2 separate regions of the Homo sapiens genome follow, and region 2 is linked to region 1. A link is a contact called in ENCODE Hi-C or POLR2A ChIA-PET data. All regions are on one chromosome and are shown on one strand. The core of a region is the stretch at or near the end of the contact, and the rest is flanking DNA. Distances in the headings are between cores, read along the strand shown. Region 1 has its middle 41 kb from the start of ECE1-AS1. Region 2 holds the start of KDM1A (lysine demethylase 1A).

Region 1 (6,585 bases), core at 1,885-4,384:
ATGAGCTGTTCCTTCCAGCACTGGAGAGGAGGGGGCGAGGGGCGAGGACTGGCTGCCTCCAGGTGCCACATCTGAGCAGGCAGTGTGGGGAGGAGAGGGCAGGGAGGCGGGATCTGCCCGTGCAGCAGGAGTGGGCCTTGGAGACTGATGGGCCCAGGTTCAAACCTGGCATCCTCACTTTTTGCATTGTCACCTTGGACAGCGTGTCACCTCTCTAAGCTTTATTCTCCTGTCTCTAATATGGAGCTCCTGGGGCAGTATTTTGCCCAGTAGTTAGAAACGCTCAATCAGATCCTGTTTCAGAGTAGCCCAGCTGAGGGCTGGCACATACAGAGGACTCAGTCGGTGTCACCTGCTGTTATTGTCATGACTGTTACGATGATGACACAGGATGCCAGACTGGACCTCATGAGGGCAGAGATTGTACGTTTCTAAAAATTGTGGTATAGTATAATTTACTTAAGTAATGTATGCATATCTTGTACAGCTCACGTTTTACAAATGCACACACCTGCATACTACCTGGACCAAAGTGTGAACCATTCCCACAGTTCCCGTGTGCCTCCTCCATCAGTCCCCTGCAGCAGGTGGCCACTGGCCCTCTAGTTTGGCCTGGTTTTGAGCTTTCTCTGTGTGGATTCATTCATGTGTGCTCTTTTGTGCCTGGTTTTCTTCAGCTTTGGACAGCAAGGAATGTTTGAGGTTTGTCCGTGTCGCCTGTACCAGCATCTGCTCCTTTTTAGGCTGAGTCGTGCCGCATTGGGTGGATGTACGTGTAAATGTCCGTGGCTGACATTTGGGTTGATTCCAGCTTGAGGCTGCTGTGACATTCTCGTATGTAACTCTTTGCAGACCTCAGCACTCATTTCTTTGGGGCACATACTTAGGAGTGCAACTCCTGGGTCAGAGGGGCAATGTGTGTTTAACTTTCTTTTTTTGTTGTTGTTTTTTTGAGATGGACTTTCACTCTTGTTGCCCAGGCTGGAGTGCAATGGTGCAGTCTCGGCTCACTGCAAGCTCTGTCTCCTGGGTTCAAGCGATTCTCCTGCCCCTGTCTCAGCCTCCCAAGTAGCTGGGATTACAGGCGTTTGCCACAACACCAGGCAAATTTTTTCTTTTTTTTAGACGGAGTCTCGCTTTGTCCCCCACACTGGAGTCTCGCTCTGTCGCCCAAGCTGGAGTGCAGTGGCGCGATCTCGGCTCACTGCAAGCTCCACCTTTTGGGTTCACGCCATTCTCCTGCCTCAGCCTCCTGAGTAGCTGGGACTACAGGTGCCCGCCACCACGCTTGGCTAATTTTTTGTATTTTTAGTTGAGACAGGGTTTCACTGTGTTAGCCAGGATGGTCTCAATCTCCTGACCTCGTGATCCGCCCACCTCGGCCTCCGAAAGTGCTGGGATTACTACAGGTGTGAGCCACCGCGCCCGGCCACAGCCGACTAATTTTTTGTATTTTTAGTAGAGACGGGGTTTCACCATGTTGGCCAGCCTGGTCTCGAACTCCTGACCTCAGGTGATCTGCCCACCTCGTCCTCCCAAAGTGCTGGGATTACAGGTGTGAGCCACCACGCCCGGCCTCAGTGAATGTTTTTTGTTGTTTTGGTTTTGAGACAGGGTCTCTCACTCTGTCACCCAGGCTGGAGTACAGTGGCATGAACACAGCTCACTGCAGCCTTGAACTTATGGGCTCAAGTGATCTTCCCACCTCAGCCTCCTGAGTAGCTGGTACCACAGGTGCACCACTACACCCAGCTAATTTTCTGATATTTTTTTGTAGAGACAAGGTCTCACTAGTTGCCAAGGCTGGTATTGAACTCCTGGGCTCAAGTGATTCATCCACCTTAGCCTTCCATGGTGCTGGGATTACAGGTATGAGACACTGCCTGTCTCAAGTGTTTTTTGAAAGAAGGAAGAAATTTGAGTCCTTTCTTTGTCTTAATGCCCCAGATTCACTCTGTAGCCCTGCCCCTGCCCCCAGGGCCTGGCAGTTCTGGGCTGGCACTCTGCCCAGACCCTGGGCTTTGGGCTTCGCCTGCTGTTCTGCAGGGTAGGGAAGGGCCTCCCTCCCTGGAGACCCACTGATTGGCTGTGTGACCTCAGGCAAGTCCCTTCCCCTCCATAGTCCTCACTTTCCCCTTCCGTCAAGCACTGGGTGGGTCGAAGCTTCCCAGCTCCCTGTGTCTGTGGTCTCCCTCATTTGGGAGCCTTTGCTCCTGGTGTTTGGTGCCTCTTCACCCCCAGGGTCTCACCCACCCCAGGCAGGAGCTCAGCTGGCCTGTAGCTTGCAGAAGGACCATTTGGGAAAGCTGGTGGGCCCTTCATTCTTGGTACCCGCCCTAAGAGCCTCACTGCGACTCTGTCCACCCTGGGTGAGAGCCCTCCAGAGTAGGCCCCCAGCCGTGAGAGCCCCCCACCCACTGAGGCTTGGCATCAGGTCGCCCTCGGTCTGAACCCTGCTATTCCCTGGCTCTGGGACTTTGGGCGGCTCAATCCACCTCTCAGGGCTGCAGCGTCCTCATCTTCAGGGTTGTGAGCACCCAAGGAGGCCCTGCCTCATTGTGGGGACAGAAGAGAATGGAGCAGTCACATGCCTGCCCCTAAGGAGCTGCACTCTAGGGGAGGAAGCTGGAGACCAAACAGGCAAAGCCACCCACCAGAAGGATCGCTCCGAGAGAAGAAAGGAGACAAAACAGGGCGATGTGGTGGAGAGTGGCTGTGAGGGGAGGGGGCCGCTCTAGAGGAGCGGCCAGGAAAGGAGGTGATGTCTGAGCTGGGACATGAAGGTTGAGGAGGGGGCAGCCGGGCAAAGACGGGGGCGGGGGAGATGAGAGTTCCCGGCTGCCGGAACAGCAAGTTTGGCACATGTAGGGGGTGAACGCTGGTGTGGCCGGGCAGAGGCAGTGGAGGGTGGAGGGAAGGCTAGGGAGAGGTGGGCCTGGAGGGGCAAGCCATGGACAGCCTTGTCTGTGGGGCAGGGGTCAGCATTTCGTTCTAATAGTGGTGGGAAGCCACTGGAGGACCCCACGTTGAGGGGCGACTGGGCTTGGTTTCTGTTTGGAAAGACCTTGGCTGCTGTGTAGAGCATGGACTGTAGGGGGCAGGAGGGAGGCAGGAGCGCGGGCCTCAGGATATTCGTCTGTCCTGAGGCTGAGGAGGCGTAGGTTTCTGCAGGATCTGGGATTTTGGCTGCTACTTCAGGGATGGGAGAGAGGTAGCCAGGCATCCCAGATGCTTCGAGACCTTGCTGGCAGCAGAGCACAGTGGGCAAAAGTTACCTGTGGAGCCAGACAGACCTGTCTGAACCTCCACTTCAACTCAGCCTTCCGGGGTGGGCTTGGGATTCTCCCAGAGTGACCAGTTCCCACCGTCCCAGCCCCTGGGGACCCAGAGAAACAGAGCCAGAGGGCATTGAGCTGGAGCCTGCCTCCCTCGCTTCCGCACACCCTGCCGAGAAGTGAGGGCATAGGAAGTGATGGCCGCAAGGGGATGCCCAGCCCCTCTGCTCCAGGGCTGCTGTTCACACGGCCACGCTGGAGGGAATCCTGTGGCTTTGTGGTTCCTTGTTTCCTGGGCTGGTCTGGTGGAAGATGGCCATGAGAAAGCGGCACTTCATCTTCCTTCGCCCCTGAGTGTTCAGTGGGTGGTTACTCGGCATCCTGTTGGGCTTCCGGTGTGGTGGCTGGGAGCCAGAGAGAGGAGGGCATGAGAGCTCACAGAGTCACAGGAGGTGGGACTTGGAGGTCATCTAGGCCAACTTCCTCATAGGGCAGACCAAGGCTCACAAAGGGAAAGAGACTTACCTGAGGCTATACAGCAGGTTAGAGGCAGGACTTAGACCCTGATTCTAGACTCCTCATCCAGCACTCTTTCTAGATAAGATGGAGGTATGGAGGTTTTGGAGCCAGACAGATGTGGGTTGTAGTCCCAGCTCTGTCACTTAGTCCCAGCTGGGTGACCTTTGGTGAGTGACCATCTCTGAGCCTCGGTTTTCTCCTCTATGAAATGGGATGATGGTAGCACCTTTCTCATAGTGGTGTTGTGAAAAGTGGTTGATAATTTATGACAGGTTGTAAAGCTCACAGGACGGTGCACGGAGTTGGCCCTTGGGAGGTGGGAGCTGTTATTACCTTTGTGGCTCCGTCATTTTTTTTTTTTTGAGACGGAGTCTCGCTCTGTTGCCCAGATTGGAGTGCAGTGGCACGATCTCAGCTCACTACAACCTCCACCTCCTGGGTTTAAGCAATTCTCCTGCCTCAGCCTCCCAAGTAGTTGGGATTACAGGCAGGTGCCACCATGCCTGGCTAACTTTTGTATTTTTTAGTAGAGACGGGGTTTCACCATGTTGGCCAGGCTGGTCTCGAACTCCTGACCTCAAGTAATTTGCCTGCCTCGGCCTCCCAAAGAAGTTGGGATTATGGGCGTGAGCCACTGCGCCCAGCCCGTGGCTCTGTCATCCTAACCTCCTGAAGCACCGGAAAGAATGGCTGCGTGCTGGCCCTCACATATGCTGTTTTCTGATGAACGCGGTTAGGGAGGGAAGATGAGAATGGGCCATGGTTGGCCCATCTCTCTGCTACTTATTTTATTTCCCCACTATATTTGAGAGACTCCTTAGCCAGGCCACACTACTACCCACCCACCCCCCCGCCCCCCCCACGGCTCTGGTGGGCTGGAGCTGTGCTGTCTGCCTTCAGCCCAAATAGGGGTGGGGGAGGCGGAGGCACTAAGTGCAGGTCCCGGGTGAAAAACTGGGCAGCTCCCCCCACCTTCTGCATCAGATCCCTACCACGCACCACCAATACCTGTTTGTTCAGTGTGACCTAGTGGTTAAGACCAAGGGCCATGGGATCAACTTGAGCTTGAACCCTGGATCTGCCATTGAATTGTCACCAAGGACTTTTAGCAGGCGTGTCTTCCTCTCTGAGCCTTGGATTTCCCATCTGTGAAGTGAGGATAAGTCCCTCCCAGGAAGACTGCAAATATTCAGTGAGAGGAGCAGCACTCAGAGCATGCATGGTGCATATCTGGTGCTAGACTCCAAGAATTGGATGGCACTAATATTGTAACAGTGTTGACACATGTCCCAATTGTTTCTCTTTCCATAGCTGTTCTTAGAAACTTACTTCACCATCCGCCCACCCCACCCCCATCCTGTGTTCCCGCAGCCCCCTTCCCTCTAACTCCTCGCCTGACTGACTTCTCTCAGGGTCACCTTGGACTGAAATCTTTCTCCCCCTCCCCTCCCCTCCCCTCCCCTCCCCTCCCCTCCCCTCCCCTCCCTCACCTCCTCTCCCCTCTCCTCCCCTCTCCTCCTGTCTCCTCCGCTCTCCTCCTGTTTCCTCCCCTCCCCTTCCCTCCCCTCTCTCTCCTATCTCTCTCCCCCCCTCCTCCCCCCTCCCCCTGGACTAACACAGATCAAGAGTTCAAGCTCTGGCCCAGCCTGCCTGGGTTTGAATCCCAGCTCTGCCATTTACTGGAGCAGCCTCAGGCAAAGTACTTAATTCTTAGCCTCTATTTCTGCATAAGTAAAATGGGAATAAGGATAGTGCCAAGCTTAGAGAGTTGTTTAAATAAGCGACGAGATTCTTGTAAAGTGCCAGGATCAGTGCCTGCAGTACACTAAGTGCCTAATAAATGTCACCTGATTTATTACTAGGCAGGGTTCTGATGGAGCAGAGCCCCTGCCTTTTCACCTCTGCGTTCCCAGTGTCTGGCAGGGATGGGACTGGAAGGGATGCAGGCTCTCTAGGGGTTTGTACTATGGCATTGGAGAGTTGCCTTCCCAGTGAAGCAGGCCTCTCCAGAAAGGGGAAGGGACTCGGGCCACATCTTAAGCATGTCTGTCTGGCAGATATTTCCCACAACCCTGCTGCACACCACTGGGTGCTGAGGATGGGGTGGGGGAGGGTGCAGTAAGGCTGCCCTTAGTGAGCTCAAGTCCACGGAGGAAAGTGGGACAAAACGGCCCTGATACTATCAGAGAATGACCAGCCCAGGGCTGGCAGGTTGCTTCTGAGGAGGCTCCTGGGAGTGGTGATGTTTGATGTTTCCTTGTGGGAGTGACATAGTAGTAACTTCTGTCTGCATTAGGGCTTTATTCAGTAATCCTCCATTCTTTCCTGCCCGCGGTGTTTTACTAGTCTTAGCAGTAATAATAATAGCGTTTCTTGAGTGTTTGCTGTGTGCCAGGTACAGCACTAAATATTTTATGTTATAAATTTACTTAATCTTCACATCAACCCTGTGAGGTACTTATTATTGTTATTCCTGTTTTGTAGGTGGGAAAACTGAGGGACAGAGAGGTAATGTATCTCTCCTCTCAGTCAGTAATTGGCAGAGCTAGAGTGGAACCTGGGCAGTTTTGGCTACAGAGTCTATGCTTTTTTTTTTCTTTTTTTTAGCGAAGTCTCACTCTGCCTGTCACCCTGGCTGGAATGCAATGGCACCATCGTGCATCATGGCTCACTGCAACCTCAACCTCCCAGACTCAAGCGATCCTCCCACCTCAGCCTCTCGAGTAACTGAGACTACAAGCGTGCACCACCATACCCGGCTAAGTTTTTATTTTTTAATTTTTTAATTTTT
Region 2 (6,885 bases), core at 1,682-4,181, 1.7 Mb before region 1:
ATGCCACTGCACTCCAGCCTGGGCAACAAAAGCGAAACCCCATCTCAAAAACAACAACAACAAAAAAAAAAAAACGAAGAAGAACATTGGAGAAACTGGAACCCTCATATATTTACTAATGGGAATGTAAAATGGTGCAGCTGCTATGGGAAACTGTTTGGCTATACCTCAAAAGTAAAACCTAGAATTAACATAAAACCCAGGAATTCCTAGGCCCACACCCAAAGAGAACTGAAAACATATTCACAAAATAAACTGTACATTAATGTTCACAGCAGCATTATGTAAAATAGCCAAGACTTGGAAACAAACCCCAATGTGCGTCAAATGATGAATGGGTAAACCAAATTTGGTATATCCATACAATGGAATATTATTCAGCCATAAAGAGTTATCAAGTACTGAATGAAAGCACTACAACGTGAATGAACCCTGAAAACATGCTAAAGCCAAATACAAAAGGCTACATAAGATTTTATATAAAATGTTCAGAATAGACAAATCCATAGACAAAGAGTAGATTAGTGGTTGCCAGGGACTGGGGGTAGGGAGGACTGGGGAGTGACTGCTAATGATACAGATGTCTTTGGGGATGATGAAAAGGTTCTAAAATCAATTGTGGTGTTGGCTGTACAATCTTGTAAATATGCTAAAAACCACTGAATCATACATTTTAAAATGGTGAATATTATTATACATGCATTATCCCAATAAGCCTGTTTTTTTGTTTGCTTTTAGACAGTTTCGCTCTTGTTGCCCAGGCTGAAGTGCAGTGGCACGATCTGGGCTCACTGCAACCTCTGCCTCCCGGGTTCAAGCAATTCTCCCTAACTCAGCCTCCGGAGTAGCTGGGATTACAGGCGCCCGCCACCACGCCCGGCTAATTTTTTGTATTTTTAGTAGAGACGGGGGTTTCATCATGTTGGCCAGGCTGGTCTCGAACTCCTGACCACAGGTGATCCACCCGCCTTGGCCTCCCAAAGTGCAGGGATTACAGGAGTGAGCCACTGTGCCCAGCCAATAAATCTGTTTTTAAAAACATCTTATACGTGGCTTCTGGCCACCTGTCTATTGAAATCGTAAAATAACACTCTTGACTTCTGCCCTTTATTTCATTTCTGAGGGCTGGTGTCACCAACCTCTGTGCTTTTCTAACCCATGCTTTGGTAAAAGCTCCAGAAAGTCTTGCCTCCAAAACGGTCTTTCATCCAGCACTGGTTATACTTTAGAGAGTTGGCTCAAGTAGGCAGATAAATATGAGAGCTCTCAGACTGGGTAATACTCATCTCAAGAAGCTCCCCATACACACTGACTTGGTATTCCCACTTAAAAATTATGTAGACAATTTTTTCAGGCATAAATTATATAATCTGCAAATTTTTATTTAAATGTTGACTACACGCACATATATATCCAGGTTGTTTTTTCCAACTAGACCGACCATTAAATCTCCAGAAAAGGCCCAAGTCTAAAGTCTGCGCCCTAATACTGCCCCAGTGCCCTGCACACAGTGTCCCATGTGGTCCTTTGTTTCAAGGGCTGATGATACCCTGTAACAACATGAATGTGGGAATTACATTCCACTTCCATCACTTATTTAGCTTTGTGACTTTAGGCAAGTTGCTTAAATTGTGTGCCTCAGTTTACTCATTCCTAAAATAGGGCTAGCAATACCTGCCCGTTGATATTTAACAACAACAAAAAAAAGTAATGTTGGTGACACGCTGAATATAGCATCTAGGACACAGACATTTGAGGCAGTCACTGTCTGTATATACTGTTTGGAGTCAAATCTTTTCTTCCCATATATTTGCATTTTGACTATTATTTGCTCTCTCAATCAGCAGCTTCCTCATCTGCAAAATTCTGCGCCAAAAGATCGCTGAGAGGATTTTAAAAAAGAAAAAAAAAAAGACTAGAACTCCTACCACACAGCAGGGTTTTGCTCAAACAAAAACAAAAGCAAAAACGACCCTTTCTTTTCATCTCCCCGGCTAAGGCGATTTCTTCAGCATCAACCTACAGCCCCCTCGTGCACCCAGCTGAAACGCCATCAATATCGCCCAACAGCTTCCAGACCTATCTGTGAACAAACAAGTGAGGTCTCCAAGAACGCCAACCGTAACCCCACGTCAGGGAGCCATTTTCCAGTCAAGAAAATGAAAAGGTGTGCAAGAAAGACCTAAGGAATAAAATACCCCTCCCAGCAATCATCGATGCCCCTTCCCACGTCGCTCGGGACCCAGCACAAAGACCGCAGTCAACACCGGCAAAGACTTTTCCTTTCTCACCCCACCCGTCCAGCTAGAGGGGACGTGGCGTGCGCAGCGATACAAGGGGAGGTCTGAGTGGTCGCAGGGCCCAAGACCCGGCGGCGGCGGGGGAGGGCGGAGAAGCCTCGGGGAAGCTCGGCACCAGGCGGTGTCGTTTGAGGGAAGGGTCGAGCCTTACCTTCGCCCGCTTGCGCCGGCTGGTCCGACGCCCCTCCGGAGTCTCTGCTATTCCAGTTTCCATGGGGGTCGCAGACCCAGGCACGACAGTAGGGCCGGCCTGAGGCCCTGCGGACCCCGGCGGTTCCGCCAGGCCCCCGGGGGGCGAGGCCCGCGGAGGCTCTTTCTTGCGGGGTGTGCGCTCCCCCACCGCCCCCGGCCCGACCTCGGCTGGGCCCGACAGGCCCGCGGGCTGCGCGGCCACCTCAGACCCGTTCTCGGAGCCGCCTGCTGTCCCAGGGCCAGCCTCCGTCCCGGTTGCTGCCGCTGCAGCCGCCGCCGCCGCGGCTGCCGCCTTCTTCCCAGATAACATCTCGGGCCGCCGGGCCGCCGACGGCCGTAGGGGCCGCTCGCTCTGTCGCTCCGTGGGTCCGAAAAGCCTTGCCTCGCCTCGCTTCACGCTGCCCGCGCGCCGCCAACCGCCGTCGCGTACGCACGCGCCAAGCGCGCTCCCGCCGCGCCGGGACAAAAAGGGTCGGAGACACCCACGAGCCCCGCCCCTCCCCCGCAGCCATAGAGCGGCGTTCTCGCGGCTAGAGTGGCACCGCAGCAAAGAACGTGTAGCTTGCCTAGAGCGTCTCCCCGGCGTTTGGAGTGGGACCTGGCACAGTCCGTGGTCTTAGGGCTTCTGGGCCAGACTAAACCTCCGAAGGTGACCATTTCCTCCAGGGACTTTCGGGTTTGCATGCGTGCGTTCGTTCATTCACTCACCCAATTATTCGTTAATTCAACCAGTATTTATTAATGCTTGCCTACTACGTAACAAGGGTTACATTATGAAGTTCTAGCTTTCAAAGAACTTACAGTCTAATGGGGGAAAACACTGAAATATGTTGGTAGAGCGTCTTACTTATTCATAATTGCCCTGCTTGGACTGGGCAAAAAACTTGGAGAGCACAGCAGTTTCGATGGTAGTAAAATGGAGACAAGTTACGAAATCCAGGTTTGAGTCCAGACGGAATTGCTCTTGTCTCCAAGCCTTTGTTCATGCTTTTCCTTCTGGCTGGACCCCAACCTCATTCGCACTCCATGTCTTGCGCTTCTCCCATCCCCCATGTCCCCCATCCCCCATGTCCCCCATCCTTCATGTCCCCCATCCCCATCCACATAACACCTCTTTCTACTCCAGGTTAATTCTTTCTAATAATGATAGTAGCGGTTTATTCTTTTAATTTTTCGAGGAATCCCTTGCTAACCCAAAACTGGAACAGGTCGTGTACTTTTAGCATGCGTGTACTTATTACACAAACAATTGTCTTTTTAATAGTCTGTCTCTTCGAAGTGAAATTGTCAAAAAATTATTCCATTTACATGAAGTTCAAGAACTGGTAAAACTAATCTCCAGTAATAGGCTCCAATCAGCCCTTGCCTGAGATGGGGGTCGGGGGTTGACTGCAAAAGAACAAGAAAGAACTTGCTGGGGGTGATGGAAATGTTTTATATCTTGATTAGGGTGATGGTTACATAGGTGTATATATTTGTCAAAACTCTATGAACTATCCATGTAAAACAGGTATGTTTTATGTAACTGTAGTACTTCAGTAAAGTTGTTTTTTGTAAAAAACTAAGCAAACAGACAAAAAGGCAATCAAATGTAGAAAGGAAAAAAAGTAAAAGCTATGCAAGAAAGAAAATGTATCCGAGTGGCGTGGCACGCACTTGTAGTACCAGCTGCTCGAGAGACTGAGGTGGGAGAATCACTTGAGCCTAGGAGTTCATTCAAGTCCAGCCTGAGCAACATAGTGAAACTGCGTTTCTAAAAAAAAAGAGAAAAGAAAAAGAAAGAAAATATAATCATAGTACAACATATGGCTCAGCTGTGAACTGTATTAACATGACCATAAAAACGTAAGCAGTGAATATTGTTTTATTTATTTTTTCTGTTCTTTTGTTTGTTTGTTTCTTCTTTTTTTTTTTGAGACAGAGTCTTGCTCTGTTGCCCAGGCTGGAGTGCAGGGGTGCAATCTTGACTCAATGCAACCTCTGCCTCCCAAGTTCAAGCGATTCTCCTGCCTCAGCCTCCCCAGTAGCTGGGATTACAGGCGTGTGCCACCATGCCTGGCTAATTTTTGTATTTTTAGTAGAAACAGGGTTTCGCCATGTTGGCTAGGCTTGTCTCCAACTCCTGACCTCAAGTGATCCTCCCACCTCGGCCTCCCAAAGTGCAGGGATTACAGGTGTGAGCCACCGCGCCCCGCCGAGCAGTGAATATTGTTTTAACCAAAGTGATAGAATTACATTAAGAGAATGGAGAAAAAAGAAAGTTTGTGGGGAGAAAGATGAGAAGGTTTTAAGGATTTAGGGAAGTAGGGAGGTTGTTGGGGGAGGTGCTGCTTGGGAGCTAAATTATTTTTCACCATAAAAATATAATACATAATGTTGGCCAGGCGCGGTGGCTCATGCCTGTAATCCCAGCACTTTGGGAGGCCGAGGCGGGCAGATCACGAGGTCAGGAGATCAAGACCGTCGTGGCTAACACGGTGAAACCCCGTCTCTACTAAAAATACAAAAAAACTGGCCGGGCATGGTGGCGGGCGCCTGTAGTCCCAGCTACTCGGAGGCCGAGGCAGGAGAATGGCGTGAACCCAGGAGGCGGAGGTAGCAGTGAGCCGAGATCGCGCCGCTGCACTCCAGCCTGGGCGACAGAGCGAGACTCCGTCTCAAAAAAAGTATATATATATATATATATATATATATATATATATATATATATATATATATATATATATATAAAATACATAATGTCAAAATTGAGAAATCAAAAAATAATATAAGCATACTATTTAGAAATATCAAGGTAAATACAGAAGAAACAGCTAAAAAAGTTGGAATTGGTTGTCTCTAAGGCTTGGAACTTGACGGTGGAAAGAGGTGAGGCAGTGGATTGGAGCTTGTTTTAAATCCTGTAGTTCTATCTGACTTGTTTGCACATTTAATAGTTTGATAAAACTTGAAATTAGATGTTAAAAACATACATACCCTTTGACCAAGTAATTCTACTTTCAGGAAAGCATTCTAGGGAAAGATTCAGTATGTGTACAGATTTAACTTCAACACTGTGTATCTCAGGTTATACGTAATGACGATAAAGGAGAACTAACCTAAAAACCCAACAAAGGCCAGGCACAGTGACTTGCATCTGTAATGCCAGCATTTTGGGAAGCCGAGGTGGAAGGATTGCTTGAGCCCAGGAGTTTAAGGCTACAGTGAGCTATGGTCACGCCACTGCACTCCAGCCTGGGCAACAGAGCAAGACCCTGTCTCTAAAACAATAAAAATTTTAAAAAGCCCCAACAAGTGGTAACCAATTTGATACAATCATACACCGCATAACAATGTTTCCATCAACAACAGACTGCATATGAGATAGTGTTCCCATAAAATTATATAACACATTTTTACCATACCTTTTCTACCTTTTCTATGTTTAGACAGAATTGCTACAGTATTCAGTACAGTAACATGCCATACAGGTTTGTAGCCTATTAACAATACACTATACCATATAGCCTAGGTGTGTAGTAGGCTATACCATTTAGGTTTGTGTTAAGTATGCTCTATGATGTTCACACAACAATGAAATTGCCTAATGGCGCTTTTCTCAGAATGTATCCCATCGTTCAGTGAGGCATGGTCCTAGCAAGGCATGATTCTATATTGGAATATCACAGCCACTAAAACTGATATTTTTACATAAAGAATTCCTGGCCGGGTGTGGTGGCTCATGCCTGTAATCCCAGCACTTTGGGTGGCCGAGGCGGGTGGATCACCTGAGTTCAGGAATAGGAGACCAGCCTGGCCAACAATGGTGAAACCCCGTCTCTACTAAAAATACAAAAATTAGCCAGATGTGGTGGCACTTACCCGTTTTTTCCCCAGAAATAACTAATTCATATCAGATGTTTTTATTGTGATAAAATACACATAACATAAAATTTATGATCCTAACCATTTTGAGTATACTGTTTAGTAGTGTTAGATGCATTCACATTGTTGCATAAACAATCTCCAGAATTATTTTCATCTTGCAAAATTCTGTATACATTAAACAATGACTACATTTGCCCCTCCTTCCAGACCCTGGCAGCCACCATTCTACTCTTTGCCTCTATGAATTTGACTATTGTAGATAGCTCATGTAAGTGGAATCATACGGTATTTGTTTTTTTTTTGTGACTGACTTATTTCACTTAGCTTAATGTCCTCAAGGTTCATCTATGTTGTAACATGTTAGAATTTCCTTCCTTTTTAAGGCTGGTAATATTGCGTGTATATAACATTTTATTATCCATTCATCTGTGGATGGACACTTGGGTTACTTCCACATTTTGGCTATTGTGAATAATGCTGCTGTGAACATTGGTCTACAAATATCTCTTCAAGACTCTGCTTTCAA

Evidence for each region. A loop is a pair of places that touch in the nucleus more often than their neighbours do. ChIA-PET counts read pairs that join two places held with the same protein, here RNA polymerase II (POLR2A). Pooled maps may share reads with other maps.
Region 2: a loop to region 1 is called in a pooled map, with 4 times the contacts of the local background. The contact joins the promoter of KDM1A here to the enhancer-like site in region 1. A Hi-C loop is called at or near these places in 1 of 168 maps with a recorded cell type or tissue (CD8-positive, alpha-beta T cell) and 2 of 50 pooled maps. POLR2A ChIA-PET finds 5 or more read pairs at or near these places in 1 of 52 experiments (GM12878).

Annotation. Positions count from the first base shown.
Region 1 is chr1:21,331,405-21,337,989 of GRCh38, reverse strand. It overlaps a transcript of ECE1 not described here. Among named protein-coding and RNA genes, the nearest start is that of ECE1-AS1, 41 kb to the right of the region's middle. RefSeq lists an enhancer at 3,395-3,614. Within about 2 kb of position 3,134, at least 39 of the 41 ENCODE cell types and tissues checked have a DNase peak (open chromatin) inside an H3K27ac peak, as active enhancers do; they include CD8-positive, alpha-beta T cell and GM12878, where a contact is called at or near this core.
Region 2 is chr1:23,015,514-23,022,398 of GRCh38, reverse strand. It overlaps KDM1A (lysine demethylase 1A), which reads right to left and starts at 2,931. Exons shown (of 21, transcript NM_001009999.3): 1 at 2,452-2,931. The coding sequence starts at 2,802. It overlaps TEX46 (testis expressed 46), which reads left to right and starts at 6,547. Exons shown (of 3, transcript NM_001242521.2): 1 at 6,547-6,627. The coding sequence starts at 6,626. RefSeq lists enhancers at 1,754-2,439, 2,440-3,127 and a silencer at 2,615-2,684.